Regions from separate parts of the Mus musculus genome. Here all the other regions are linked to region 1. The links are chromatin loops, found by intact Hi-C in ENCODE. Cell type or tissue: left cerebral cortex. All regions are shown on one strand. Region 1 holds the start of Mettl6 (methyltransferase like 6). Region 2 overlaps Colq (collagen-like tail subunit (single strand of homotrimer) of asymmetric acetylcholinesterase). Region 3 overlaps Hacl1 (2-hydroxyacyl-CoA lyase 1).

Evidence for each region. A loop is a pair of places that touch in the nucleus more often than their neighbours do. Peaks named below come from ENCODE experiments on the same cell type or tissue, not always from the same donor. Only the 100,000 strongest peaks of a DNase experiment are listed, where the experiment ranks them.
Region 2: it touches region 1 in a loop (1.9-fold over the local background); 2 of 42 quality-filtered maps call a loop at or near these places.
Region 3: a loop joins it to region 1, with 2.1 times the contacts of the local background. A loop is called at or near these places in 4 of 42 quality-filtered maps.

Annotation. Positions count from the first base shown.
Region 1 is chr14:31,489,779-31,497,778 of GRCm38, forward strand. Mettl6 (methyltransferase like 6) reads right to left here and starts at 5,262. Exons shown (of 6, transcript NM_025907.4): 1 at 5,124-5,262; 2 at 3,819-4,186; 3 at 2,544-2,678. The coding sequence starts at 4,043. Eaf1 (ELL associated factor 1) reads left to right here and starts at 5,301. Exons shown (of 6, transcript NM_028932.4): 1 at 5,301-5,593; 2 at 7,931-8,000. The coding sequence starts at 5,491. In left cerebral cortex, no CTCF peak of the experiment used is centred here; DNase peaks (open chromatin) are centred at 4,521, 4,826, 5,301 and 6,790; H3K4me3 peaks cover 2,645 bases; H3K27ac peaks cover 1,388 bases.
Region 2 is chr14:31,565,073-31,573,072 of GRCm38, forward strand. All of the region lies in intron 1 of Colq (collagen-like tail subunit (single strand of homotrimer) of asymmetric acetylcholinesterase), which reads right to left. Among named protein-coding and RNA genes, the nearest start is that of Colq, 8.3 kb to the right of the region's middle. In left cerebral cortex, no CTCF peak of the experiment used is centred here; DNase peaks (open chromatin) are centred at 4,427, 6,908 and 7,921.
Region 3 is chr14:31,601,697-31,609,696 of GRCm38, forward strand. It overlaps Hacl1 (2-hydroxyacyl-CoA lyase 1), which reads right to left. Exons shown (of 17, transcript NM_019975.3): 17 at 5,530-6,347. The coding sequence ends at 6,315. Among named protein-coding and RNA genes, the nearest start is that of Colq, 28 kb to the left of the region's middle. In left cerebral cortex, CTCF peaks have their summits at 3,426 (motif pointing left) and 4,022 (motif pointing right); a DNase peak (open chromatin) is centred at 3,441.

The DNA of each region.
Region 1 (8,000 bases):
ACTGCACTGTTCAAATCCAGAGGGGCAAGATAAGAAGGATTCTCACTCTTCACCCCAACAAAAAGCCCCCAGTAAGTACGGTTATAGCCAGGAAGAGACAGGCAAGGGACAAAGAGAAGACCTAAAGCTAAGAAGACATACAAAAGTCACCAAAGGAGTTTTAAGTGTCTGGTAGAATAAGAGTAAGTGTATCATATAATACCCAACCCTTGGTTACAAATCCGTATGAACTTCGGTATCTACTGTCCTATACTATGTGCAACTTAAACAAAAAGCATATAAGGGACACCAAGAAGTGAAAAAAAAAAGTCTGAAGAAAGAAGGCCCAGTATCAGAGCCCAACTCAAATATGGCATCGAATGAGAGACTAAGAGCTTAGGCATTTAAAATAATAATTATCAAAATGGTATAGACACTGGGGCTAGGGAGATGACTCAGTGGGTAAAGGTACTTGTTGCTAAGTCTCACTATCTAAGTCTATCCCCAGAACCCACACCATAGAGAGAATCAACTTTAGCATGTTGCCCTCTGACTTCCACACATGTGTAACGACACGTGCATGCCCACATACATGTATATTCACACACAATATAAAAACAGACAAACGGGGCTGGTGAGATGGCTCAGTGGGTAAGAGCACTGACTGCTCTTCCGAAGGTCCAGAGTTCAAATCCCAGCAACCACATGGTGGCTCACAACCATCCGTAACAAGATCTGACTCCCTCTTCTGGAGTGTCTGAAGACAGCTACAGTGTATTTACATAAAATAATAAATAAATCTTTAAAAAAAAAAAAAAAAAAACAGACAAACAATGTTTTTTAAAAAGAACACTAGGGGCTGGAGAGATGGCTCAGCAGTAAAGGCTGCTTTCTCAGAGGACCCGACTTCCACTAACCATATCAGGCAGCTGCCGATAACTCCAGCTACCGGGGATCTGCAACTTCTGACCTCTGCAGGTGTGCCGTGTTTATACGCACATGCAGGCACATACACACTATACATAATTAAAAATAGAAAAATAGCTGGGTGGTGGTGGCGCACGCCTTTAATCCCAGCACTCGGGAGGCAAAGGCAGGTGGATTTCTGAGTTCGAGACCAGCCTGATCTACAGAGTGAGTTCCAGGACAGCCAGGGCTACACAGAGAAACCCTGTCTCATAAACCCAAAATAGATAAATCTCTAAACTCTAAAAGAAAACTAAAATGGTACAGATGCAAATGCAAAAGAGTTGGCTCGGTGGTTACGAGCACCGTCTGCTTTTCCAAAGATCTGAGTCCAATCCCCAGCACCCACATGAGAGCTCACAACTCTAACTGCAGTTCTAGGGGATTGGGCCCTCTCACACACACACAAGCAGGCAGAACATAAATGTACATAAAATAAAAATAAATAGATCACTAAAAACAGGGCAATGGAAACAATAAATGATTATCTAAGTGCCAGGCGTAAAGAATTCTTACACATGAAGCCTGTTACCTCAAAAGTAAAATGCTAATAAATTTGATATGAGCTAGGAATGGTGGTGCACACATATAATTCCAGGACTCAGGAAGGCTGAGGCAAGAGGATCAACAGTTTAACCTGCCTCAGCTTGGGCTATCTCAACAACAATAACAACAACAACAAGACATAATTAAATCCTGCATTAGAAAAGGGCTACAATTAATAATATTGAAAAGGAAAAAAAGAGATGCTTGTAACATATGCATGATTAACAAACATCCTTACTATATTCTAAAATAAGAACAGAAAAATAGGCAAAAGTTATGCACAGATTAATTCTTACAACTAGCACACAGTAAGCTCTCACTAAACACACGGAGAAGAAAGGAGGTAATGGTAGAAAAAAAAAGGTATGTGTATTTACGAATTTTAGTCTTCAATATCTCTAGTAATGAGAAAAATAAAATGCTCAGACTTTTTTTTCTTAGATTGGTGAAAGAAAAGAAAAATAAACCCGAGGAAACAATTATTGGTAAAACTAAAAACCGGCATGGTCTTTTGAAAGGAAATGTAGCATTATCTATTAAAACGTAAACATTCACATCTCTATTTTTTGGGGGGGGGGGGGTTGAGACAGGGTTTCTCTGTGTAGCCCTGCCTGTCCTGGAACTCACTCCATAGACCAGGCTGGCCTGGAACTCAGAAATCTGCTTGCCTCTGCCTCCCAAGTGCTGGGATTAAAGGTGTGCACCACCACTGCACAGCCACATCCTTCTTTCTAAGGGATTCTGTTTCCTCCATTACTCATCACAGAGGACTGTGCCTGTGAGTTTTGTGAAGCATGTATACAATCCTGGTCACAGTAACCTATCTTAAAAGGGCACGCAATCAGACACCAACCTACAAAGTAAGCCATATGAATCAAGCACAGAGACTGTTTAGTAGTATCTCTGCTTTGCTTTGAATCAAATATTTTCACGTGCACAGGCAACAGAAAACGGCTTCCGTGGTGCTCATGGCTGGTGAGCTCCTGGATGAGGACACGACTAGACAAAGGCATAAGGAAACAAGCAGCGGAATACATATACGGTGCACCAACCTTCACGTAGTCAACTGCCCTTGGAGAAAAATCACAGGCATAGGCAAAGAGATTCAAGTCTTCTTCTAAAAGTGGGAATAAACAGTTCCCAACCCCACAGCCAGCCTCCAACAAAGTCAATTTTTGACCTTCATACTGAGGAATGAGAACACAGAAGTTATAACACATTGCGTTTGCATAATAAACATACCAAGCTAAAATGTTCAGTAGGCACGAGATGTCTCTGACCTCAAGAGGCAGATACTAAACAACAGAGCTAGTGAGAAAAAGTTAAACACTGGCACCTCATTTATAATCATTCGACAATGGGCAGTTAGTTCAGTGTGAAAAATAAGGCAGCCACAGCACAGTGCATACACTCTGGGCTAACCTCCTCCTCAAATCCCAACTCCTCTTTTGCCCCTGGATTCCATCCTCGGGCAACTCACTTCTATAGCTCTGTGCCTCAATCGTTTTTCCTGCAAACAGGAACAACACGAATGCACTTCAGAGAGTTGCTATGAAGCTTAACTAAGGGAACAGATGCAAAATTCTTAGAAAACAGTACAGCAAATGTTCATTAACTACCAAGCAGCTTCAATCTGTCACTAAAGTGTAGTCTGAATATTTACTATTTCTAACCTTCACATCAGCTTTAACTAAGCAGAAAGCATTAGGGGGCTGGAGAGACGGCTCAGTGGTTAGGAGAACACATGTTCAATTCCCTGCATTCATATGGCCACCTACAACTGCCTGTAATTCCAGTTCTGGTGGCCCTGACACCCTCTTCTGACTTCCACAGACACTAGACATGCATATGGTACATAGATATACATGCAAGCAAAACACCCATATGCATAATAAAATAAACAAATCTAAAAAGAAAACCTTAAAGCTCTGTTTTCTATTAAACAGCCCAGACATTGCTAAACATACTTGAAACAAATCAGAACTCTCCATAGGTACATTCTGACAGACGTCCTAATTTTCTTTAGGGTAGCTCAGTCAGTAAAGTGCTTGCCACACAACCACTAGCACTCAGGTAAAAAACTGGACGTGGTGCCGCACAGTTGGAATCTCATTCTAGGAAGGCTCCCTGGGGATTACTGGCTATCTAGCCCAAGCTAATCTGTGTGCCCCAAGTCTACTGAGAGACCCTGTTTCAAAAAACAAGACAGCTCCTGAGAAACGGCACCTAAGGGTGCCATCTGGGAGCACTCTCTACATGTAACAAAGGACCTCTCTTCTAGGCATCATAAATGAAGATGGCTCGAGCCAGGAGAAACCCCAGCCTACCTCCCTACATGATCTCAACTCCTCAAACTCTCTGGTGGTCCAGTGTCTGTCCTTGAAAAAATTGGTACTGTTTCTTTTATAAAAAAGGTCCCAGTTCTTCTGAGCCTCTTTTTCCAGTTTTTGCTGTTTAAAAGCAGACACCAAAGCTTGGTCTCTTTTCAGTTTCTCCTCTTCTTCAGTGCTAAGAATCCTTGCTTGCAGTCCTTTCCTTTGGAAAGAAGCCATTGTAGTTGCCGGAAACACATTCAATGCTGCTATAGGTCCTCTGTTCTTCAACCATCTGAACAAACGATGCTGAGATTGTAGACACTGGAGTTTCTCTGATGCAGTTTCCCCAGGTGACTTTCCAGCTCCAACAGGATACGATGCTACTTAGGAAAGAGAAAGGGGGGGAGGGGGTTGACTGATTGATTCTGACTAGTGATTCTCTAACAACCTGCCTGCTTCTCTCCCCATCCTGTTCATCTGAGCCAGGGGCTGTCCCTGAAGCCCAGCCTGTCCCTTGAATGTACTTCCTCTTGCCTCATCCTCCCAACTCGGGTGACCAGGGCCTCATCAAGCTAGATCGTTCTTTATTATTTCTAGAGCTTGGATTCTAAACGAGTCCAAGACTCGGGGAGAGGTTCCCGGAGGGCTCTTTAAGGCTCCGGGGTCAATTCACTTAACACTCCCGAGATGCTGACTCTGCCCAACACCCTGCCGGGGTCTGGAGAGGTCATAAAGACCAAGACAGTCTCTACTGCATAGAGCTTACTACACTCAGAGACCAGAACTCTCACGGACCGGACTCCCAATTCAAATCAGATGAGCCAAGTACTACAAGAAATAGGTTTACTTAGGGCAAAGGGACGCATCCACGAGTTGACTGAGAAAATGTGAGAAAAAAAAATTCTCATCAACGTTCAGTGCCCGTGGGAAACGTGACTTCAAAACAACGGCAACAACCGCCCTAACCGAAAGCGGGTAGACGATTGCCTAACAGACACGGGATCGCGGGGGGGCTAAGGAGGTGACGGAGCTGATCCGGAGAGGCCGGGGTTTCTGATCGTACCCATAAACTGAAGGAAGCGTCGTCGGCCAGGAGAACTGAAATCCTCTCATCGCAACCATGGAGCGAAGTAGGGGGAAGGGTGACTGAGGTCCCGAGAACCGTCATCGCTCTCTGAACCCTCGGATAAAGCAGGCCGCTAGGGTCTCGGGCATGTCCAGGGACACTCATACCTACATTCAAACTCGCGTCCACTCAGTTCCCCACGCTCTGAGCTCCCAGGGTCCCCAGCAAAGAACAGGTCAGGGCGCACTCACCCGTCAGTCAAGCCCAGGCGTCGGCAGCAGAATCTTCTAGCTGACCTGGGCTCCTCCTTAGACCAGAAAACTGTGGGCTGCAGCAGTCCCGGAGAACTCTCTCTCCATGGCACTGCCCCCGCTATTTCCGTTGGGGAGACGGAAGTCCCTCCCCAATGCCGGAAGTGCAGCGGCCTTACTTCCGCAGAGTCTCTCGAGACGCGGAGTAGATTGGTTTCCGGCCCCGGGTGGGCGCGGACTTGGTTCAGTGCGCGCTCCGGAGCGGTGTCCCGGGAGCGCGGTCCTGCGGGCCGCTTGCGCGGGGATCCGGGGGGACTGCGGCCGCGCGAGGAGAGCTCCAATCCGGGTGCCGGGCAAGTGCAAGGCCATGAACGGCACGGCGAACCCGCTGCTGGACCGGGAGGAACACTGTCTGCGGCTAGGGGAAAGCTTCGAGAAGCGGCCGCGGGCCTCCTTCCACACGATTCGCTGTGAGTGAGCGCCCCTCCAGGTTCACTTGGGGCTCCCTGGCCGCCACGTGCAAGCCCAGACTCCCCTGGCTAATCCCGGCTCGAAAGCGTCGCTTTCCTTACCTCTCATCCCTTAGCCTCTGGAACTTCGATCTGCTCTTTTACTTTGAAATCTCTTCTCCCAAACCAAACCTCTGATTGCTGCCAACTATTCTTTTACTTTACAGTCTCAAATACCACTTCAGAAAGTCATAGCCCCTTTATTTCAAATTCCCCTTCCCAGCCCTTAAGCCAAACTTTTCTCCTTTAGTAGCGATGCCCATTTCTCCTCCCTTGTGTCCCCGTTCTCTTTGTCGAATTCTTCCATCAGGGCTCTTGCCCTGGAAAAGTCTTCCGTTTGCTACGAGTGTCGTTTACTTCATTCCTTCCCTTGCTCCTTTCCCCTTGCTCTTGGTCTCCTCCACAGCCAGGGAACCTGCATTCTTCGTGCCACCCATAAGGTTTCTTCTTCCTCTCTGCTTATGACACTGATTTTGTTGTTGTTGCTGTTCGAGACAGTCTTACTAGTGATGCTGGCCTAGAAATTACTATATAATTCAGGCCAGCGCTGAACATGCTGCAGTCCTCCTACCTCAGCTTCTGTGGTGCTGAAAATATGGACCTGATCCACCATACCTAGCTAGATTAATGTCACCTACTTCACCTTAACTTCTGGGCCAACTCACTTGTGGGTGAAGAATAAAATTAGAGTTTGTGCATCTGGCATAAATTAAAGCCTGATCTATGTTTGGAAAATGAAGAAGGCAGCATAAGGAATGTGGAAAGAGTCATTATGTTGGGCCCTTTCCTACGTGATTATAGACTCTGAAAGGGGTATTGCCACTGTGTGTCCTGAGTCAGGACATGGCTGACCAAACCAAGCACATCCCTGTGAATCACAGGCGTCGGGTTTCCGGTAGCGTTAGTGTGGGTTAAGACCTGCTTTGTCATGGGAGCTAATCGATGTGACTCAACACACAGGCAGGGGGGTGTGTTAGATATTAAAGTCCCATCTCTGTGTGGCCTCTTGTCACATAGCTGCATCTGTGCTTTGCACCCACAGCAGACTCAGCTGTTGCAGAGAGACAGTACTGGGGAAACGATAAGATTGTCATTTCCCAGTTGACTAATTTGTTCCTCCACAGAAGAGCAGTGTAAGTTTAAGTGCAATTCTGCACATGTGCTCCTGGCCTGCAGTTTGAGTCAGGTGCGAAGTAAAATGGCTGTTCCTATTGTGTAAGTGTAATTTGCAAGAATAAGCAGGGTAATTTCTGGAGTTCGCCAGTCTGCTTCTGAACATAGCCAGACTTTTTTCCCCCACCAAAATGAGAACTTGAATGTGGCATGTTCTATTTTAGAACATTTCTGTGCAAAAAGAGGCCAACCTCATGTGGCCTGCTGTGTCTTATGTAGGATTTATAGTTAAGAATGTCTGCTGAAAGCAGGCAGAGGTGTTGCACGCCATCCCAGCACTTGGGAGGCAGAGGCAGGCAGATTTCTAAGTTCGAGGTCAGCCTGGTCTATGAGTTCCAGGACAGCCAGGGCTATACAGAGAAATCCCTGTCTCGAACCCTCCTCCCCCCCCCCCCAAAAAAAGAATGTTTGCTGTGTTGCTTTTATACACACAGTTTTTATATACACAGTTCTGGTATTACCTTATTATGGATGGTGAGATGTTAATTGTGTGCCTGACACTTGGAAGAAGGGATTGTCTTACATTAACATAAGAGAGTGTAAGTTTCAGAGAGTATATAAGTTTCAGCTCCCTGTACTAAATGATGGTATAGTTGAAGGCAGCGTATATAGAGGTGTTTCTGAGTTGATAACTATTGGGTGAGAGCATTTGGGGCTCATTATTACCGTGAATGAAGCATATGAAGTTTTCTATGACAAAGTCTTTTAGAATTGTAAATGAGAGGGCTGGGGAGTTGGTTCAGTCTGTGAAGTACTTGATATGAAAATATGAATATCCGGGTTGGAATCCACATAAAGGAGCCACAGGATAAACAGTTCCTATCTCAGTGCCAGAAATATTGAGACAGAAGGATTACTGGGGACCCACCGGCCAGCTGGCCTTGCCTGTTCAGTGAGTTCCAGGCTAATGAGAGACCCTGGTCAAAAAAACCAAGACAAATAGTACTTAAGAGATTATCTAAAGCTGTCTTCCATAGGTACCTGCAGATATTTGTACACATGTACCTGTGCATATACAGGCACATAAAGGCATTCTCAACTGCTTTTATTTAATCTGAAATTAAAATGCCCAAGAAGTCTTCATTTTCAGCCACCCAGTGGGAAATATCCATTGTTTCCTTTTAGACGATTTTAAGCCAGCATCAATAGACACTTCCTGTGAAGGAGAACTCCAGGTTGGCAAAGGAGATGAAGT
Region 2 (8,000 bases), 75 kb after region 1:
TGCTGACAGCTGCGGCCCGCTGGAAAGACCCTGCACTTCCATGCCTTGTTTTTTCAGCAGTGACACTGCACTATGGAAACTTGAAATACAAAACTCTGTGGCTCCCTTAACCCCTTCCCCTAAATGCTTTTTCTGTCTCCACTTGCTGTGTGAATTGTCTGGAGTTTCACAACAAGGAGGAAGGAGAGAAGCTGGATTCTTGGGAGCCTCTGGCTGCCCAAGGCCCAGAGAGTTATCTTGCCAACTCACCAAATCCCTGTTCTCCAGAAATTGGGGGGACACAGGGCTGCCTCTTTGGACTCTGCTGAGCAACAATGGTTCAATGGAGCAAGTTGTCAAAATAAAGCCAAGGCTTTTTGTAACCTTGTAATTGCAGAAATCCTCCTGCCTTAGCTTCTTAATGATTGAGATCACTTTTGTATGTCACCATGTCCGTTCTTTTAGCCCCTTTATAGATATCCAGAGGATTATTCTCTCTCCTTGTGTTGTAGGGGGCACTGAGGTCTCTGTGCTCACAGTCAGCACTAGGGGAGCCTGGAATGTTAAACACAGTGTTGCTCCTTCAAGGGAAGGAATGTGTAACCTGTTATCTGTCCAGAAAGCTGTGAGCAGACATGGTTAATAAGTAGCCTGGTGACCTTTACATCATCTGTGTGACAGAGACCACACTGGACCCTCCCCCAGACCTTATTATAAGCCAGCTTCCCCCTCCCCCAGGCAATCTGTAGCACCGATCTTTACGAACTTTACAAGGAGGTTTGATGTAGTCACATCCGATCTGTATTTAGCTTATTTTGTATCTCTGAGAGATTTATGTATGCTTTGTTGTGCACACAGGATTGAGTTAATTAACACCAGGATAAGTTTTCACTAAATTGTGCAGTGCTTAAGTATACCTAAAATGAGCGGCTCGAGGTCAGACTCCAGAAGTCTGAGCAAACACTGGCTAGTGACGTTGAACCACACTACCTTCTCCCCGCCTGTGGATCACTACGCTGCTGGCTGAGGATTGCAGAGGCTCCCACACAGTATAAAATGCACCTGCATTCTTTTATACAGCTTCATAATACTTCTTCAGTCTGAAGAACCAAAATATGTTTGCTCTTTTCCTTTTGATGTGCAATGGGGTGGCTGGCAAACACTCATGGCGTGTACCTGATGCCACAGACCCACCCTCTGCTTCTTCACTTGCTCTGTATGAGAGAATTTACATCACTCAGGGCATGGGTTTTACATATGCTGTCTGCTTCACTCCACACAGCCTCAGCAGCCAATCCTCTTACCTAGGAGCAGGGGATGGAAGTGTCTGTCTGTCTGTCTGTCTTGATGCTGTCACAGACAGCCCACTGCCATAGCTATGAGAGGTGAGGCATAGCATGCTCCTATGGCTCTCATTTATGTCTCTGTTATAGTGGATGACACTGTCACATGCTGCAGAGCTCTCAGGCCTTCTTCAGGGGGGCTGCTGGACTAATTCTTTCTTCTTATCAATAAGGAGAGTTATGCCCATTATATGACTATTCTCCTCCTCTTCCTCTTCCTCCTTTTCCTCTTTGTCTCCTTCCTTCCTTTTCTCCCAGTTTGTTTAGGCCTAAAACTTTTTTTTCTTTTTCTTTTTTAGTTTTTCGAGACAGGGTTTCACTGTGTAGTCTTGGCTGTCCTAGAACTCCTCTTTAGACCAGGCTGTCTTTGAACCAGGAACTTTGAATCCCTGCCTCTGCCTCCAGCGTGTTGCGATAAAAGGCATGTGCCACTACTGCCCAGCTATAATTTTTTTATTTTGTGTTCATAGTGTTTGGACTGCATGTATGAGGGTGCAAGAGCCCTGGAACTGGAGTCATGGGCACTTGTGAGTTACCATGGGGGTGCCAGGAATTGAACCTGGGTCCTTGGGAAGAGTGACAAGTGCTCTTAACCACTGAGTCATTTCTCCAGCCCCCAAACACATTTTTAGTGGAGTGGAATTTAACCATTTCTTTTCTAATTTTTGCTCTACCCCACCACTTCAGTTATTTATAAAGAAAACTCCAAAGCTTTCTTTTAGCAATTTTACAGTTCCTATTTTATATTTAAAATACATTTATCCTTATATTTTATATTTAACTAGTTTGTAATTAATTATAAGATGTAAATTTGTTTACTTTTTAGAGGATAAATTTTTCTTTTTTATTAATTTTTAAGTTAGTATACAAAATAATGGGGTTTTAACATGTTTGACATATATATGTATATATATAATTAATTTTACTCATATGTGCCTGCCCTTGCCATTCCTTGTCCCCCTTCTTACTCTTGTTGGTTTCCTGCTTGGTCTTATGTGAGTGTGTGTGTGTGTGTGTGTGTGTGTTCCACACATGAGTGAGAGAATACACAGAACTCTATTCCTATAAGCTGGGAGGGCACAGGCCCTAGCGGGGAGCCTTGTACTGTTGTTTTGCTAAATGGTCATGCAGCAAACTGCCCTTGAATGTTTCCGTTTGTATCCACAGGTTTGGAGGAGCTGTCTCTCCTAGCGGTTAATGCAGAGGCTCAAAACTGGCCAAAGTGCTGAGAGTAAGTGACTGTCAGCCATAATCGGGCCATTTGCACACCCGCACAAATATCAGGGAAACCATGGAAGAGTTGGTGGCTGGGGGTGCTGTGGAGTTGACATGGCTGCTGCACTCCTAAGCTCGCTGCAGCTATGAGAACCTGCACACAACCACACTGCACATAAATAGAGACTCAGCATATGAGAGATTATCTTCTGTCTTTCTTCCTTGCTACCCTGTCTTATTTTTCCCTCCATTAGGTATTTCCTCCCTCCATATAGGTTCCTTCCTATTTCATATATATAGACATATGTGTACAATAAATGTTTTAATAATTATACACATAATTATAAATAGATATATCTCTGCATTTATAAATAGTGTCTAGAGTCCTTTTATGAGAGAAACATGATATTTGTCTAAATCTAGTTTATTTTGCTTCACACGATGATCTCCAGTTGCGGTTTCCTGAAAATGGTGTAATTTTGTTCTTTGCAGCTGAGGAAACACCCCACTGTGTTTACCCGCCACCTTTTCCTTATCCTTGCATCTGTAGATGGACATCTAGCCAGCTTCCATATCTTGGCCTCTGTGACTAGGGCTATAATAAACACGGGTGTGCTGGCATCTCTGAAGAGCGCTGACACGGAGTCCTTCTGGGTGGGCTCAGGAGTGGTGCAGCCGGGCCGCACAGTGGCTCTCTCCTGTTTGCTGAAGCTCTCCACACTGTCCAAAGCTTCATGAGTTTTGCTTTGCTGCCACCTGTATGTAGGATTCCACCCCCCCCCCCCCCCGCCCGACCCGTGGCAGCATTTGCTTCCTTTTCCTTTTCAGTTCTTTGAGGTAAGGTCTCAGTCTGTAGCCCAGGTTGGCCTCCAATTCATTGCAGTCCTCCTGCCTCAGCCTCCCTGGTGCTGGATCACAGGGGCAGGTCACCATGCCCAGCTTGTTATCCCAGGACAGCCATTCTGACTAGGATGAAAGAATCAGCGCAGCTTTGATTAGCTTGTCCCTGATGGCTAAGGATGTGGAACATTTTTCCATATATTCATTGGCCATTCTTGCCTCCTCTGAGAACTGTCCATTACTTCATCCACTGGGCCTGACTCTCTCCTTGAGCCAACTCAGGCAGTTTACTGCTGCTTCCCACAGAAATCCCACTAGTGAGGGAGTATGTCAGCCAACCCAATATGGTTCTCACAAGGCCCTGCTGCCTTCCAGATCCCGGAGTCTTTACCCCTCCAAACATTAGCTCTCCATGTTGAGACTTTGGTTTCTGTCTGATCATGGGGCATCTGGAAGCTTCTAGGGACCGCCATGAGATCTACCCTAATAAAGATGCTGGTGGAAGATTGGCCCTGTATGGACACAAAGTGGTACACCAACCAGCTTTGACCTCTCCCGACAGTGAAACCCTGCAGGCTCTTCACATAAGGCACACGTTCACCGCTGGTCTGAACTAGGGTAGACCCAACAGGGGTGCTCCAGTTGAGTACGCAGGTTTCTGTAAGTAGGATGGCTGTGGTCACCTATCTCTGAGTTTTACCCTCTGCCTGAAGTTGGGCAGGCCTCCCAGGAGCACGAGTCCCAGAGGGAAGTCCCTGAAGCAAGAAGACAGCTGATGGGGGGGGGGGTTCCCAAACTCTTCAAAAGAAGACAGCTGAGGGATGAGCAGAGGAGGGTGCAGGGAAGTCCAAACGGGGAGGCAGAAGGGGGAGGCCGGAAAGGGAGGGGCTTGCGCGGTTCATTCATGCTCTTTCCTCTTTTCAGTCCTTATCCCAGCAGTTGACTGAAAGACCACACCAGCCACCAGCTTCCTTCAGCTGTTCCCAGCTCTCAAACAAGCAGCTCCCCCCATGTTTTCATTGGTTGCCATGGGGAGATGAGCATGGATGTGAATCGGGAAATGCCTGGGGCTCACACATGGACAAGTGCCAGGGTATATTTTTAAGACATCAGGGGAAGCCCGTCACTAGGGAAGGAGAGCCTTCTTGCCTGATTAGCTGCCCAGCACCAGCTTTCCTTAAGGCCTAGTTTGCAAACAAAAAGTGGTAGAAATATGAACTTCTTGCTTTAATTCACTAAGTGTTTTAAGCAAAAAGTTATTTCAGTTTTTGGTTGGGTGCAACAAATGGTAGTGACCGGCACTGAAATGTTCACAACAATCCTCCTCAATCCTGACCAAGTGTTTGTGGCTTAGATCCTTTTAGCCCCATGAGAGCAATTAGCCTATAGTCACACCACTATAAAAACCGAAACCCCAGGGAGCAGAGTGTTGGAAGTGTTACTCCTGATGTCACAGGAGAAGAGAAAGCTTGGTCCCCAAGACTTGGCTTGTAACTATCCCAGATCCCTGTCTTCCTGGGATGCCCAGTAGTATTGAAACCCAGTGACCCATGTGGTGACTAGTTCAGGAAAACACCTCACAGGGACATCAAGTTTCATTTTCTTCACGGTGAAGAGACTGAGGTAGCAGAATAAACTCCATTTTGCTTTTAAGACTCCATTCTAAGTTAACTTGCCCTGAGAGAGGCATGGGCCCCACCCTTGAGGTCTGAGAAAAAGCATGAAATGTCCCTGGCAGTTGCAAAATAGACAAGCATCTGCAGCTGGCTGATAACACCAGAGTGGGCTAAGAAAACCTAAGTCGTTCCCAGGTCCAGGTGCTCCCTTTTGATGTGTGCTCCCTCCCTGCCATTTAACCAGGTGCTGTAAACCAGTTAGCTTAAAGGCCAGTGCTCCTTTACCCTCTCATGTAACACCGAGGCTTGGAAACCCCCACCTGTGTTTTTTTCCTGTGTAAACCCCTTTCCCCTAGACCTGGGGGCTGCCCTCCTATCTTGCTCCATCATCAGAAAGGTTTGTGGCCCAGGCTCAACAGCCTGAATAAAGACTCTCATGTACTTGCATCAGAGTTGTGGTTCCTGGTGGTCTCTTTGGGGTTTTTTGAGATCTGATGAACTGCTGGTAGCCACACTCCTGTCTGCTTCAAATCCCATAGCATCTAAACAAAGCATGAGGTAAGTGTGGTCCACCAAACGGCTCCTATTGGTATCTAGAGCTGAGCTTTGGTGGTTGTAAATGCTATCTTCTGTGTGAATGGGGCATTGTGGGTAACTAAGACACTTAAAATGAGGAAACAATCCTGGCTTATCTGGGTTCCTAAATGTAATCGCAAGTGTCCTTCTAAGAGCCAGGCAGAGGCTGGGGATGTCGCTCCATGTTAAAGTGCTTGCCTAAAATGTACAAGCCCCTGGATTCACACCACAAACAAACACAACAGACTGATAAGGGGGCTTGAGAAGCGATATGTAGCATGGCTGTGTGTGGACACAGGAGAGAAAGCTGGGAACCAAAGAATCTGAGAAGCACAGCTTAGATCTAGAAAAGATGAGGGAACTAAGTCTCCCTTGGGCCCTTGGCCCCCACCCAGGGGAAATTATTTCAGACTGTGGTCCTCTGGAACTGTTGGAAAGTTGGAGGTGGTTCATGTTCACAGGAAGATAATGAAGTAACTTTGCAGTGAGCTACAGCAGTGGTTTTCAAAGTGTGGACTGTGGGCCTGGAGCCTGGAGGCACCTGAAGCATTGCAGAGATGCAGGTGCTTAGGCCCACTCTAGAACCCTCAGAATAAGGACCTCTTAGAGGGTTCCGGGGCCTTTGTTTTAGCGAGCCCCTCACTGATTCTGATTTTGGGTATAGTACAATGGTTAGCAACAGCTAAACCTTCTGATCACCAGGGGAACTTGAAATGCTGCCCATGCTAGGGGACTTAGCACCTAGAACCCAGCCTAGACTATGTTATGGGGGTTACTGCTGTGGACTGCTGCCCTCCAGTTCAGCTGTGCAGACCTTTGGAAACCTAGAAAAGCTGGAGGCTGCAAAGGGAGGGAAAGGCCAGCTGGGCTTCTAGCTCCGGGGCTTACAGTCACATGCCCAGAGGGGCCCAAAGAAGCAGATATAATTAAAAGAATGAAGCAGGTGTGAGGCAGGTGCGAGGCAGGTGTGAGGCAGGTAAGAGGCAGGTGTGAGGCAGGTGCAAGGCAGGTGTGAGGCAGGTGTGAGGCAGGAGGAAATGGAGACTCTGGATGATCGGGAGCAGATTCTACACATGGTCGATGTGCCATCCCAAAAGGAGGGATCAGGACTACCAGGTCGGTCAGCATCCCAAGAGATTTGTTTTGAAAAGATGCCAGACATATATTAAAATATAAAACCATCCACATTTTAATCATTATCAATTAAAGCAATTTAACCCTGTTCTCTCCATGGTCCAAAGCATGAAGGCAGTCACCAGCAGTGACGAGCAGTGACCAGCAAGTCATCCAGGAGAAGTTCTCACAGATGGCTGACAGAAGCTTCCTTTGGGTGGGATAATTGTGTCTGTGTAGGCACATGGTTGACTCTCACTGGAATTTAGTTGAATGAATACATTCTCCCAGAGTATGTCTGTGGGACAGAGACTGCTCTGCCCATTTTACAGACAGGAATTTGAGGCTCACCCCAGTGAAGTCCACTCCCATCACAGCTCAGTTCATAACCATGATGGTCAGAGCTCAAACCCAGGACCCTTCACTGTGGGGGATGCTGTAAAGAGCAGGTACTGTTGTAGCTCTCGGAGAACTCTGTAATAGAGAGGTCTGGGACATGGGCATTGGTAACAGTCATGGGCAGTACTCATGGGCATTAGAAGCACTTAAGGAAGGCCAGTCACCAGCATCTTGTGTGTCACATGGAAGTCAGAGACTCTCAGTCTCCAAAGCAGTTCTGTTGCTTTGTGTGATTATGCACCAGAGGAAGGCAGGCCTGGGTATCCCGAAAGGTAATGGAGAGGGGTAGAGGGGGAGGTCAGGATAGCCAAAGGAGAGCCTTCCACCTCCCAGGGCAGACATGTTTTTATAGAGCTGGGGAGTGAGAAGGCCCCTGCTTCTATAGAGGTTTGGGATGGGGGTGGCAGATGCCTGAGACCTCCTAGAGAGCCCTGTAACTTAAGAACGCTCTCTGATATTATTATCGAGAGGAAATATGGGAAGCTAAATGAGAGGAGATGGCTTGCAAGTGCATTATGGGACATTAAACAATAGCTGATCAGCATCAGACACAGATAAATGACCTGTGATCTAGTGCCAAAAATCTGGACGGTCCCCAAATGGTGGTCTGGCTGACTTCCAGGCAGCAGGGTGTATATAGCTGGACATTGTATAGACCACAGAAGTAACAGCGAGGATTCCAGCACCCACACAGAATCACATCCTTCCGTGTGGCCACACTCTACTGTGACAGATTTGTGTCTATTCCTGATCTGGATTCTGAAATTTGGATCCACAATTGCTCTGGAGAGTTCCTGCTTGCCTTCCTGCCTGGCTGGGAAACGCTTTATGGAAGAGGAACATATGTCCATGTAGGCAGAGGGTAGGATGGCTCACGGGCCTGAAAAGGTTTGTGGAAGTTGCCTTGGTTACAAGGAGG
Region 3 (8,000 bases), 110 kb after region 1:
TCAGTTCTCAGTACCACCTTGTCTGAATGAATCAATCTTTTGTCACTATGACCAACTACTTAAAGGAGGGAAGATTTTTGGTTCATGGTTTCAGCCCGTGGTTGGTTGTCGCCATGGCTTTGAGGCCCATTGGAAGGTTGAAATGTCATGGAAGGAGGGCGGGTGGGGAAGCAGCTGCAGTCGTGGCAGTCAGGGAGCAGAAGAGAGGATGGATACGCACCAACAGGCGTCATTCTCTCTCTGAGAAGCTTTTAAAAGGGATTCAAAATTGCACTTATGTGTGTGTGCGCGCGCGCACACACATGAGCATGCATGCTACAGTGTGTGTGAGGGCAGAGAGCAGCTCGCAGGAGTTGGTTGTCTCTGTCTCCCATGTGGGTTCCAGGGCTCAAGCGCGTCAGGTGCGATAGGACACGCCTGTCCCAGCTGAGCCGGTGTCCTTTATTCCTCCCAGCCTATGTGACAGTGCCACCCACACTCAGGGTGAGTTTTCTTCCCTTCATTAATACTCTCTGAAATATTCTCGCTCACACAGACAGCCAAAATGTTTTTTAGAAACATTACAAACATTTACTCATCTTTTACTAAACATCTCTCCATTCAATCCAATCAAGTTGACAAGATTGATCATCACAATTAACAAGTTAAAAAAAACCCAAAAAAACAAAAAAACAAAACAAACAAACCCTGAGTACAAAGAATCACCAAAAAAAAAAAAAAAAAAAAAAAAAAAGAACAAAACAAAAAACCAACAACCTGTGTGAGAGGAGCAGGGTGGCAGGGTGGGGGAAGGGTGGCGAAGCTGATGGAGACTGTGGACACAGGAATGGTAGAACAGGCTTTTGTTTTTTTGGGTTTTTTTTTGGTTGTTGTTGTTGTTTTGTAAAAATGAATATTGTAGGCATAAAATCCAGAAGTTAGCCCTCAAATGTGACAGAAATATTTATTATCACAAATGAACTTAAAATTTGAACTCTATTTTGCCAAGATAGAAACCTAAACTTCAGTTTACTGGGGGCCTCGCCTCCCTCAGCCTCTGTCCCTAGCACTGAGGGGTTTATCAATACCCAGGCATTAGGGCAGGTTTCTGGTCCTTAGAAGATAAGTCCTCAGCCGAGCGTGGTGGCACACGCCTTTAATCCCAGCACTTGGGAGGCAGAAGCAGGCAAATTTCTGAGTTCGAGGCCAACCTGGTCTACAGAGTGAGTTCCAGGATAGCCAGGGCTACACAGAGAAACCCTGTTTCGAAAAAACCAAACCAAACCAAACAAACAAATAAAAAAACCAACCAAACAAACAAAGATGACAGGTCCTCTATCACCTGTGTACTTGTTTAAAAATCTGCTGTGGTTTCCGGGATATATGTCTCCTGAGTTTCTTCCTCCCCGGGATAGTGCTACTCTGTTGCTGTTTGCCTGGTGTAAGTCACCATGGAGCTGACCAAACAGGGGCAAGAGGATGCAGGTCTAGAGGATGGGGGAGGTGACCTGGGTCACACAGGTGCTCACCAACATGGAGTGATGGGAGTTAACTTACCATGACTACTGTGTCCCAGAGATGCTACAGTGTAACAGAGGCGCTAGAAGGGAGGCAGCTTTGCAGAAGTACTGTGGATAGAATGGGTGTGGGTACACAACGCACTACTGCAAGAATAGCAGGAGCTAAGCTGGAGCTGGGGAGAGACCATACCCAGGCCGCCATCAGGAACACTTGGGGACCGAGAGAATAAGTCTTGGGAGAAGAAAACCACATGGCTGGAGATTAACCACACCACAGAGCCAGCTCCAATGACAGTAGGAAAGAAACGATGGATCTTGCACCTCTGTGGGCTATTTCTATGCTATGGGGCAACCTTGCAAGCTTCCCTTCCTACTCTGAAACTGGAGACATTGGAATTTCTAGGTGTGTCTTCCTTTGCTCCTTAACTGGAGGGGTAGTGCACCATCCAAATTTGCTGTGGGGTTTGTTGACCAGGTATCCTTTTTTTTTTTTTCTGGATAGAAAGGCCTTGAGGAGGAGGGAAGATGGAAGATTGTCCAGTGGAAGTCTCATGTAGAGGCAGTGGTGCCTATCAGAGCTGAATCCCTGGCGGTCTTTAGTGTTCTCTCTCGGGCAGGGCAAGGTAGGCCATCAGCTGCTCTCTTCCTCATGATTCAGTTTTAGCTTAGCACCTTCAACCTCCCTCAGCATGAACTCCACCCCTTCTACATCAGGCAGGGCAGGTTTCTCGGCTTTCTGCCAAATCCCCAACTAGAGTTTAACTGGTTTTCAGGCATCTAAATACACTCATATGGTGCTCTAGGGTAGTCTAAGTTTGCATGTATTTCAGGACCTTCTTCATAGCAATGCAGTATTTCCCACACTTAAAAATTACCCAGCTCTTGGGAGGTGGAGGCAGGATTGTGAGTTTGAAGCCAGCCTGAACTACATACTGAGTTCCAGGACAGCTTGGCTAATGGCTGGCAGGGTCTTGCCAAAGCCATTAGGGATGGAAGGGTAAGTAATTATCTTCACTGTTGATTTGTTTTTCCTTTAGTGTGCAAGGGTTATCGTTTCCTTGTAATGGACTTGAGATTTTTCCCTAAGGGGAGGACAAATCTACTGACTTCATTTAATGTCCACAGAACCGCTTTTTACTATGAGCTCTCATACAACTCTTATTTAGCGAACCCCTGCAGACACGGTGACCCACTTTCCTGAAAATATCTACTGTATTTGGGAGGAAGAACCACTTACTTCAAAAATAAACCACTGTGCTTCACCCTGAATCACTGTTAGTTTCCATCTTGTGTTCTCTGCTAAGGGCCCACCTTTCCTAACGACAGTGCATTCATTCTGTATGCCAGGCAAGGCGCTATGGCTTTGGGTAGCTTTTGGGCTCCCCAAATAACCCCATGAAATATGACCAAGCACATCAGTAAAGAAACTGACCTAAGAGATAACATTTGAGTTATTACCAGGACTGTGTAAGCATGGATGTTATTCAGCTATAAGATGAAAATACTTAAGGCTTTGTCTTTGAGACAGGGTCTTGATATGTAGCGCTGGCTGACCTGTAAACCAAGACTCGGTCTCAGAGAAGTCTGCCTGCCTCTGCTTCCCTGGGTGCAGATGGAAGGGGTGTGCTACCATGCTAAACATTATTTATGATTTTGATCATTAACAAACCGATTCATATTAAAGGAGCTTTGGTTTTTGAGACAAAGGGTCTTACTGTGTAGTTCAGGCCAACCTCAAATTTAAGACTCTAATGGTCTATCCTCCTGAGTCCTGGGATTACGATACATACAACTAGAGAGAATTTCTCATATTTCACCCTTCTGAGAAGTAACTCCTATGATAAAACTAACTACAAGGTTGTTTTACAAAATAAGCTGGGAGTAGATGATCAGGTATGGCGTTCTTGGATTGATCTGGGCTGACCTCTGCTGGCCACACTATTAACCAGCCAACATTTTTTTCTTCTTATAAGGATAACACAGTTAGAAAAGGGGGCATTTATCCCTAATAATATCTAGCTAGAGTAATACAGTTCAACTTAAAAATATTAAGCCCGCCACATAATCTGTGTCAAAACTTTGTATTACATTTGGCCGTCAGGCAGGTGTCCATGGGCGGAGGCAATTACCGAGATCATGTGGGCTATCTAAGTTAAATGCTCCTCTGCGATTCCTCCTGCGCAGTTTGGGCTTGGATCAGGGCCCTGTGAGAGCCGTACACTGCTCACTGCAAAACTCTTCCGGGTTCTCATCTAGAGCTAGAAACTTCCCACACAGAGGTGGTCTCTTATGCTACAACTCAGCCAATGCAGACAAATCTAGTGTAATGTTTATATGCTGAATTTTGATATAAAGCCTTGTGCTCTGATTCATGAAAAAAATGCAAAAATAACAGGTACATCCACTTCTAATATTTTAGTTCTAGTCGTCGTCGTCGTCGTCTTTGTTGTTATGATTGAGTGCCTGCGTTTATCTATGTGTACAATGGGTATGCCTGGTTCCTGGAAGGCCAGCAGAGGGCAGTGGATCCCCTGAACTGGAGTTAGAGGCAGTTGTGAGCCTCTATGTGGGGGCTGGGAACTCAACTGGGAGAAATTACCTCTGAGCCATCTCTCCAGCCTCCTATTCTAATATCTTAAAATACAGTTCTGATTTTTTAAAAATGTTTACTTTTAGCTAGAAAGATAGGTTAAAAAAATAAGACTCTTTGCTTAGCATGTACAAAGCCTTAGATTCAATTCCCAGCAACTGCAAAAACACTTTCAATATTTTCTTTTTGTTGTTGTTGGGCATTTATTGATTGATTGATCTATCTATCTTTGTTTTTTTGTTGTTGTTGTTTTGTTTTGTTTTGTTTTCCGAGACAGGGTTCTTCTGTATAGCTCTGGCTGTCCTGGAACTTGCTCTGTAGACCAGGCTGGCCTTGAACTCACAAAGATCTGGCTATCTGCATCCTGAGTGCTAGGATTAAAATCATATGCCACCACTACCTGACTCACTTTTAATATTTCCCAGGAGACAAAAACGACATAAAAATACTTCCATTACTATGTTGCATTAAGTGAAACCCGGGTTAAAATCCTGAAGTTCCAAGCAATATTGCTTGTCGTTTTCCCATAGTTGTGTAAACCCAGTTTGGGTGCACAACCTTATGCCACAACTCTGTCTTTAAAAACTTTTACTTGTGTGTGAGTGCATGCACATATGTGGGTGTGGGTGTGTGCTACAGCCAAAGTGTAGAGTTCAGAGGTCAACTTTGTAGTCTTGGTTCCCCCTTATCTACATTTCTGTAGGTTTTAAGAGATCAGGCTCTGCAAGAGCGCTTTTACACTCTAAATCATTTGCCTGATTTCTTTCTCTTCAATTATTTATTTCTCTATTTATTGGTGGTGCTAAGGATATTAAACTCAGGCTTGGAGTGTTCAAGACAAGTGACCTACTTGAGCCAAATCTCCAGCCTCACTTTTTTATTTTTTATTTTTTTTTGGGGGACAGTCTCTCCATAAGCAGCTCAGCTCACCTTGAGCTCTCAGTGTAACTCAAGCTGGTGAGGGAAACTTTTTAGCTCCCTTATAATTGTAAGGCAACACTATCATTGTGTGGCCTGTCAATGACCAAAATTTTCTTACACAACACATGATAATAAACCATGGATGACTTCCTGGGTCTCAGTGTGGTATGCCTACACGAAGTAGCTAATCTACAGGGGTTAGTATGGAGGTGGTGTGACTTCTCTGGATCAGTGAGTCCTTTCCAGGAAAAACATTCAAGTATATATAGGGCAAGTTCCACAACAACTGAGATTAGACCCAAGTCTTCAAAAATAAAATACAGAATAGACTGAGTTTACACTCTGCGGCAGAGAGGTGCTCTCGGGATGCTGGATGCTGCATCATTTATACAGCTTTTATGTCTTTCTCCAATGCTGGTATTTGGCTATTTATGTGGTAGGATACTGTTAGTCAATCTCCATTCCTTGACAAAGTACTGGGGAAAATCAATTTAAAAGGAAGAAATATTTATTTTGGTTAATAGCCTTTAAGCTTCATTTTATTTTAAATTGTGTGTATATTTGCAACTGTGTGCAGGTGTACGCATGAGAATGTAGCCAAAGGAAGCTGAAGGCATTAAATCCCTCCCCCCCCCCCCAGTCCCTGGAGTTGCAATTACAGGCAGTTGTGAATCACTCACTGTTGCTAAGAACCAAACTCACATCTTCTGCAAGAGTAGTTTGTGCTCTTAACTGTGGAGTCGTCTCTGCAGCCCTCGCTCAGTGGTGGACGTGCCAGTCCATGGTCACTTCGCCCTTTTGTCCATCATGACAGGGGCTCATGAAAGGGCTTGCTCAGCCCAGGGGATGTGGGCTTGAGGAGTGGCATCACGCTGGGAGCTAGTCCCCAGTGACCTCACTCCACCGTCCAAAGTGCCAGGAGCTTCTGACCAAGCCTTTACCACATACCACAAGCCTTTAGATCCAAAATCATGGGGGCTTAGTGGTTAAGAGCGTTGTCTGCTCTTTAAGAGAACCCGGGTTCAATTTCCTGCATGGCAGCTCACCACTGTCTGTAACTTCAGTTCCAGGGGATCTGACACACTCACACTTGAATATACGCACGCAGAACATCAATGCACAATAAAAAACAAAACAAAACCAAAGTTATAACAAATGTCTGGCTTTAGTCAATTTCTTTACTATAAAATACAATTTAAAGTGTATTTTTAAATACAATTTTAGCACTATGGTAATTTTGCTATGAAAAGTAAATTCTACCTTGCGGGAAAGAGAAAATTCCTCATAACCATCAAGTAGTTTATTCACATGTTAGAACGGGTGAGCCAGTGAAAATCCTAGAGGAAAAAAAGACAGCATTGAGGCAGAAGCAATGGCCACATTACACTGTATCCTCACTGTAATCACTTTAAGGACTATACAATATATAGAAGAACTATACAATGGTGGTGAAAGAAGGTTTGTGTTTGGTCTAGTCAAAAAGAGCTGAAAAGTAATTAGTGAGACCAGTTCACTAAGACTGCCTTCCCCACTAGGCCCAGACGCAGGTTACTAGAGAGACTTAGATATTCCTGCAGAAAGCGGGAAGCAGCCAGCCACTGTGACTCAATGGTGAACACTGACAGACAAACATTCAATAAAAGAATAACAGCTTGGAGATGAAACTATGTTAGAATCCCATTGGAACAAAGATAAAAAATGTTAAAGTATTTCATATAGGGATAATCCTACAGAATTACAAATGGCAGTGATAATTTCTACTTCTCCAAAATATGCAAATGCAGTTCATAGGAAGCTGTAGATCAGATGTTGAAGCAGATATTTAAGGGACTGGGAGGATCCCTGCCAATGCCACCGCTCGTTCCCTCCCGACCTACTCTGTCTGTCTGCATGGCTGGCAGGTGCTATGCTGAGCATCTTTTCTCTGCTCTCATGTAAATTCCGAGGTCTCCCATGTCTGCCTGTACACAAGCAGACTCTCAGCAGAATTCTATATATCTGACAGTTTCCAAATTCGTTGCTGTATATTTTATTGATTGCTCAAGTATCTGCTCATAAGAACCAAGAGAGAGGGACTAGAAAGATGGCTTTGTGGACAAAGTGCTTGCTGGCAAGCATAAGGATTGGGGTTCAGACTCCTGGCACCCCAATATAAACACATGTGACCTCAGAGCTTGGGAGGGGAAGTTGAGGTTCCCTCTGGGGTGAGTTCTGGGTTTAGGAAGAGATCCTGGCTCAGTAAATGAGAAAGTGAAAGACAATTGAGGCAGACATCTGATTTCAGCTTCTGGCTTACGTACTCACTGCACACATGTTCACCCACATATGTGAACACACGTGCTCATAGACCACATATATACACACATGCTGGGGCGGGGACGAATAATTGAGTAGATTTCCGCTCTGAAGAGTAGACTCATGGAAGACAGGTATGTAAGCACAAGCAGGCAGAAGGTCCACAGTACACAGATTAAAAATGAAAATCAGCGTACTCTAAGATGGAAGGCGACATCACATGGCACACTTTGACATTTATCTCACTACTGTGGCTACTGCATCAATACCCATTAGAGGTTACAGGGACTAAGTTGACTGCAATTGCATAGATCCATTGGCTGCACACACCACTGGCTGCACACACCACTGGCTGCACTCACCACTGGCTGCACTCACCACTGGCTGCACACACCACTGGCTGCACTCACCACTGGCTGCACTCACCACTGGCTGCACTCACCACTGGCTGCACATATCACTGGCTGCACTCACCACTGGCTGCACTCACCACTGGCTGCACTCACCACTGGCTGCACTCACCACTGGCTGCACTCACCACTGGCTGCACTCACCACTGGCTGCACACACCACTGGCTGCACTCACCACTGGCTGCACACACCACTGGCTGCACACACCACTGGCTGCAGATTCATCTACACAGTGCTCACTGTACTTGGTTTTCCTACAGCTCCTCCAACTGGCCGGCTGCCTC